Regions from separate parts of the Mus musculus genome. Here region 2 is linked to region 1. Evidence: chromatin loops called from intact Hi-C (ENCODE). Cell type or tissue: heart. All regions are shown on one strand. Each heading gives the region's core, and the rest is flanking DNA. Links, peaks and the distances in the headings are about the cores only.

The links. Hi-C counts contacts between places; a loop is a spot of excess contacts. Peaks named below come from ENCODE experiments on the same cell type or tissue, not always from the same donor. Only the 100,000 strongest peaks of a DNase experiment are listed, where the experiment ranks them.
Region 2: a loop joins it to region 1, with 3 times the contacts of the local background. A loop is called at or near these places in 1 of 42 quality-filtered maps.

What each region holds. Positions count from the first base shown.
Region 1 is chr4:135,666,086-135,668,998 of GRCm38, forward strand. No RefSeq gene overlaps it. Among named protein-coding and RNA genes, the nearest start is that of Gm30941, 14 kb to the left of the region's middle. In heart, for the core only: CTCF peaks have their summits at 327 and 1,548 (motif pointing left); no DNase peak of the experiment used is centred there.
Region 2 is chr4:135,438,943-135,441,855 of GRCm38, forward strand. No RefSeq gene overlaps it. Among named protein-coding and RNA genes, the nearest start is that of Rcan3, 6.6 kb to the left of the region's middle. In heart, for the core only: a CTCF peak has its summit at 1,450 (motif pointing right); a DNase peak (open chromatin) is centred at 459; H3K4me3 peaks cover 611 bases; H3K27ac peaks cover 1,475 bases.

The DNA of each region.
Region 1 (2,913 bases), core at 190-2,689:
TGGCCCACGGGTGACATGTCAGATCACTTGAGTTTGGGAGACTGGACAGGAAGTCCAGGTAGGATGGACACCTTGGGGGTAGTTGGACAGCGTGGCCTGAACCTATTAACCAAAGGAGAGCAAGAAGAGTGTCTGAGAGGACCAGACCGATGGGGGGTGAAGGGGGTGGGGTGGGCAGAAACTCTGTTCATTGTACCCAGAAGGGTTAAGTCTTAGCTAGGACCATCAACAGACCTTTCTCCAGGTAAAAGTCACCACCCACTTCCTGGATCTCTGTGGGCAAAGAAGTGTTAAGATCGCCGCCCTCTGGACACTCCAGGAATTACACTCTTCCACCGACGTTGGAAAGGTCCGAAACAGCAAGCAATGGAGACTAATTCTAGAACATTCTGGCTGACACAACAGTTCGACATCTTTGCTGCTGCTTTTTCTCTTGCTGGTTAGATGCTCGCAATGGCCTCAGCATTGAACTGAGCAATTTTCTTGAATGGTCATGGCGAATTTGATAGAGATATGAGCCTTCAGCCAGCATCCTCTTACTCAAAAGCTTGTTTTTAACCATATCCTTAGACTCTGTCAAGCCTGAGGAAGGCTTGATCCTGGCCTCAGCTCTTGGTAGCAGCTGTCTCGAGCTCTAAATTGAGGAGGATCCTGAGTGTGGGGATGAATTGGTAATGTCTGCCAGGAGTGCCGCAAGGGATGGACGGAGCCACGAATTGGTCTTCACGCCTCACGTGGTCCACCTGCTGGAGCCTTGTTATCTTCAAGAGACCTCGAGAAAGGCATCAGGTTTGGTCCTTTCGTCTCCTGTCTTTCTTCATGTGTTGAATGACCTCAGTGGCACTCCAGATTTACCACATTTAAATATGAACCCCTAAACCCATCTCCTCCACTCAATAGAAGGTCTCGGTCCACTGAAGATGATACCAATATCGTCCCTGCTGCCCTCTTCTCTAGCTTCTCATCCGAACTCATAGTCGCTCTCACTGGCTTTGCTTTTGAAGTAAGCTCCTGACTAGGACCACTTCTTCCCACCTCCTGAGCTGCTACCACCTGGAGCTGGTTACAGCCTGGCTGCCTCACCAGCCTTTGCCACTATAGTCCTCAAAGGTTAGTCTCAGCCTGAGGCTCCCTGGTGTTCTCAGGGCTCTTTTGCATAAAATAAACACAGGTGGGGGGAGAGGATTCATAGAGGGAAGGGAAGATAAGGGAATTCTCACTCTGATCTGATGGATAAGAAAGAATGGAAGCCCAGAATAATAGTATTGTTGGCGCGAAGAACATATATACACAGCGGAAGCTGCCAAGCCAGGCTTGCTTGAGAGCTGTTACCTGCCATCTCCCTCCCTAGTGTGCCCCTCTGGTTCCCAGAGCCTTCCGATGGACACATCCAAAACTTTCAGGTAGGAAGGATGTCAAGGATGTTGGTCTTATCCTGCCGCCCCCCCCCCCCGCCCCCGCGCCAAAAAACTGACCTGGTGATATAATTATCAGGCTTGCAGCGTGGGTCACTTTCCTTTGGTGTATGGTGCCCCCTTGTGTTCATATTAGGAAGTGTATGCAATTATCTAAAAATGCTTCTGGGCAAGGAGTGGGGTTTGGAGGCTGGTCCGGGTGGCTTGATCCCTCCTAGCTGGATTCGTCCATCCGTCAGTGAATAAAGCACGCACCCACGCATGTGAGGGTCATGCTCCAACATACAGGCCTTTATTCCTTCTACTCGGAACAACTCTGAAGTCGTTAGAAATTGGAAGGGCTTTTTGTTTTGTTTTTATTATGAAGGTTTGAGTTGTATCCTGATCTTATAAGATATATGCTCAGTGAAATTTTCTTACAGAATCTAAGTACTGTCCATGTTGCATGTCTTTGAAAAATGCAGCTACAAATGGTAGCGGAAGTCTCTGAAGACTAGCTAGCTTCACGATTACATTTGTTTAACCTTGTAGGGGCGAGGATTGCAGGCTGTGCCCAAGGCTCCAGTACATTTACATTGTAGTTGTTTTTAGATTTTTATTATCTTTGCGGGGGAGGCAGAGAATGTGCATGTGTGTGCATATGCATGCATGCGTGCACATGCCCGTGTGTGTGTGTGTGTGTGTGTGTGTGTGTGTGTTTATGTGTGTGCTGCAAGAGGGGAGTTTCTTTTCTTTTCTTTTCTTTTCTTTTTTTTTTTTTTTTTTTTTTTTTTTTTTTGGTTTTTCGAGACAGGGTTTCTCTGTGTAGCCCTGGCTGTCCTGGACCTCGCTCTGTAGACCAGGCTGGCCTCGAACTCAGAAATCCGCCTGCCTCTACCTCCCAAGTGCTGGGATTAAAGGCGTGCGCCACCAAGCCCGGCAAGAGGGTAGTTTCTAAGCACCCCACTTTACCCAAGTATTCTGCAGTCACGGGGAGCAGGAAGAGCAAGACAACAGAACTGAAGAGAAGGCAAAAGAATGTTCGGACCAAGTTTCTTAGACAGATATACAAGACCAGCTCTGGCAATGTGTTCAGAGATCCAAGGAGGGGATGTGGGATCAGTGATGATATTGGGCAGGCACACACTCACTCACACTTGGTGGATGAAGCAAGCTGCAACCACTTTATACACACACACATTTGATGGATGGATCAAAGCTCCAACAACTTTACACAGACAGACAGACAGACATTCACATACTTAGTGGATGGAGTAAAGCTCCAATCACTTTACATACACATATAACACATACACACATTTTTGGTGGATGGACCAGACTCCAACAAGCAAGCTTCAACAACTTTATTTTTCCCCTGTAGCTTATATATTTCAGTAAACCTTTAAAGTGGTATAGAATTACAATGTGACTATATTCTAGTTTTCTTCTAGTGACTGATTATGAAAAAAAAAAAAAACAACCCACTGTGTTCCCTAATACCTTTACAAGAAATAACATT
Region 2 (2,913 bases), core at 126-2,625, 230 kb before region 1:
AGATAATTTGAAAGCAAATGATAATAAGAAAACTAAAGTCAACTGTAGAGCTAGCCATTCTTCAATATTTGGGTATATTTCCTCTTTATAATTAGACTTACTGTTGGAATTATTCAATTTGGACCTCCCCTCTATTTGCTTAATGCCAATCAGTACTTCCTTGTGTTCCAAATTTTATTTTAAAATATTTTAAAATGATGAGCTAAAACTTCACCCTGGGCAATTATTTAGCTAATTGGTAGATTCAGGGTTTCCTGAGAACTTCCATTTGTATAATTAAGCATTCGGTGACTGCCTTTTACATTATTGCATCCACGTTTGTTTCAGAGTTCCGGCAGAGGACAGCAGGACAAAGAGCGCGAACTTGCACAAACTTCTTAGGAAATGAAGGACCCATTGTAGGTGCCTATAGGGCCCGTCCCTCCCAGGGCCCGCCCCTCCCAGGGCCCGCCCCTCCCAGGGCCCGCATCCTCCGCGAGTGAGGCTTTCCAGTTCCTCTTCTACAGACAGAAAGCTAACAACAGCAGTGTCTGGATCATGGGGGGGATGGGTGAGCTGTCCCTAGCTGCTCCTCAGGGGAAACCGCCCAAGTTTACTGAGTGATTACAGCGGCGTGACTGAGTACAACAAACTGCATTTGTTCAAAGGTTTCCCTCCGTGGTTTCCCTGTTGAAATCTTTTGTTTTGTTCTGTTTTGCTTCTTTTATTTTGTTTTTCAAGACAGGGTTTCTCTGTATAACCTTGGCCATCCTGGAACTTGCACTGTAGGCCAGGCTGGACTCAGAGGTCCATCTGCCTCTGCTTCCTGAGTGCTGGGATTAAAGGTGTGGGTCACCACTGTCCAGTTGTTGAAATCTCTTTAAGTACATGTTTTGTATTTTGCTGTATCTACTTTGAGATATTTTTTCACTTACTAAGTCTAATTAATAGTGACTGTAGTGATGTCCATTTTAAAAAAAAGACATGAGTGTTTGTCTTAGTGTTCTATTGCTGTGAAGAGAATCCATGACCACAACAACTCTTACAAAGGAAAACATTAACTTGAGACTGGCTTACAGTTCCAGCGGTTAATCCATTATCTTCATGGCAGGAACATATCGGCATGCAGGCTGACATGGTGCTGGAGAGATAGCCGGGAGTTCGGCAGGCAGCAGGAAGAGAGAGACACTGGACTGGTTTGAGCGTCTGAAACCTCACTCTGGGTGACACATTTCTTCCAACGAGGCCACACTTCCTATTAGTATGACTCCCCGGTGAATAAGCATTCAAATCTGCGAGCCTCTGGGGGCCATTCTTATTCAAACCACCACAGTATGTATGTGTATATGAACACACACACACACACACACACACACACACACACACACACACACACACACACACACACAAAATGTGCATGCAGTACCTATGGAGGCCAGAAGAGGGCATCAGATACTCTAGAACTGGAATTACAGATAATGGCTGCCGTGTGGGTGCTAGAACCCCTCTGGGTTCCCTGTAAGAGCAGCAGGTGCTCCTAACTGTGGGGCCATCTCTCCAGCCAACTTTTCCTTTTTGTTAAGGTAGCACTCCAGGCTGACCTTGAACTTGCAGTCTCCCTGCCCCAGCTCCCCAGTGCTGAGATTACAAGTGTGCATTAAGATGCAAAGCTTTCTTTTCTTTTCTTTTTGTCTTTTTTTGTTTTTTGTTTTTGTTTCTGTTTGGTTTTTTCAAGACAGGGTTTCTCTGTGTAGCCCTGGCTGTCCTGGAACTCACTTTGTAGACCAGGCTGGCCTCCAACTCAGAAATCCGCCTGCCTCTACCCCCCTACCCCCACCCCAGTGCTGGGATTAAAGGTGCACACCACCACTGCCTATTTTCTATGGTTCTACATTCTCTCTCTCTCTCTCTGTATACAACTTGAGTCAGTTTCTCTCTCTTTCTCTCTCTCTCTCTCTCTCTCTCTCTGTATACAACTTGAGTCAGTTTTCTCTTTCTACCACATGAGTCCCAGGAATTGAACTTAGGTATCAGGCTTAGTGACAAGGCCCCTGGCCCTCTGAGCCATCCTGTCAGCCTGTGACACTCAAAATTTTGTTTTATGTTCTGTTGGAACACACTGTGTCGTTTAGACTGGCCTCAAACTAAGGTAATCCTCCTGCCTCTGGCTCCAGAGTGCTGAATTACAAGTGTGAGTTATTACACCTCATTTTTCTAATTATTTTTCACCCGTGGCTTTAAAAAAATCATGCTGGAAAGACAGCTGAGCCGGTCAAGGTCCTGGCTGCACAAACCTGATGAGTTGGGTCCCCAGAACCTATGTAAAAAGCTGGGTGCAGTAGTGCCCATCTCTTATCCCAGAATTCCCTCGGTGAGGTGGGCGGCAGAGACAGAAGGATCCGCTTGAAGCTTGCAGATGGGCTAACTTGGAGTAGGGTGAGGCAAAAACCAAGGGAAACCCTGACACAGCAAGATGGAAGTCAAAAGCAGACTCCTGACCTCTCCAGGTGCAGTGTGCCATGGCAGGCAGGTGTGTGAGTGCAGGCACACAAATTAAGGCTCCATTTTCCCCAACACTTCAAATAAATACAATTATATACGGATATGTATATATATCATATTACATATATTTCCAGGTTCTCTCTCTCTTTCCTTTTTTAAAAGTCAGGGTTTTACTATAGAGCCCCTGGCTGGCCTGGACCTCTCTATGTAGTCCAGGCTAGCCTCGAACTTAAAGAGGTTCACCTGCCTCTCCCATCATACCTAGTCAGATTGTAGCTTGTATTTAGTTATTTGTTAATAGAAACGGTTCTGATACGTGTAGTTTTATTCTCTAGAACGGAATGCCCGGATATTCATAATTCCAGCCACTTGTAGGAAAGTTGTAATAGGCAGGAATGACAATGACCTCTTGGCATCTCCTTGATTGGGACG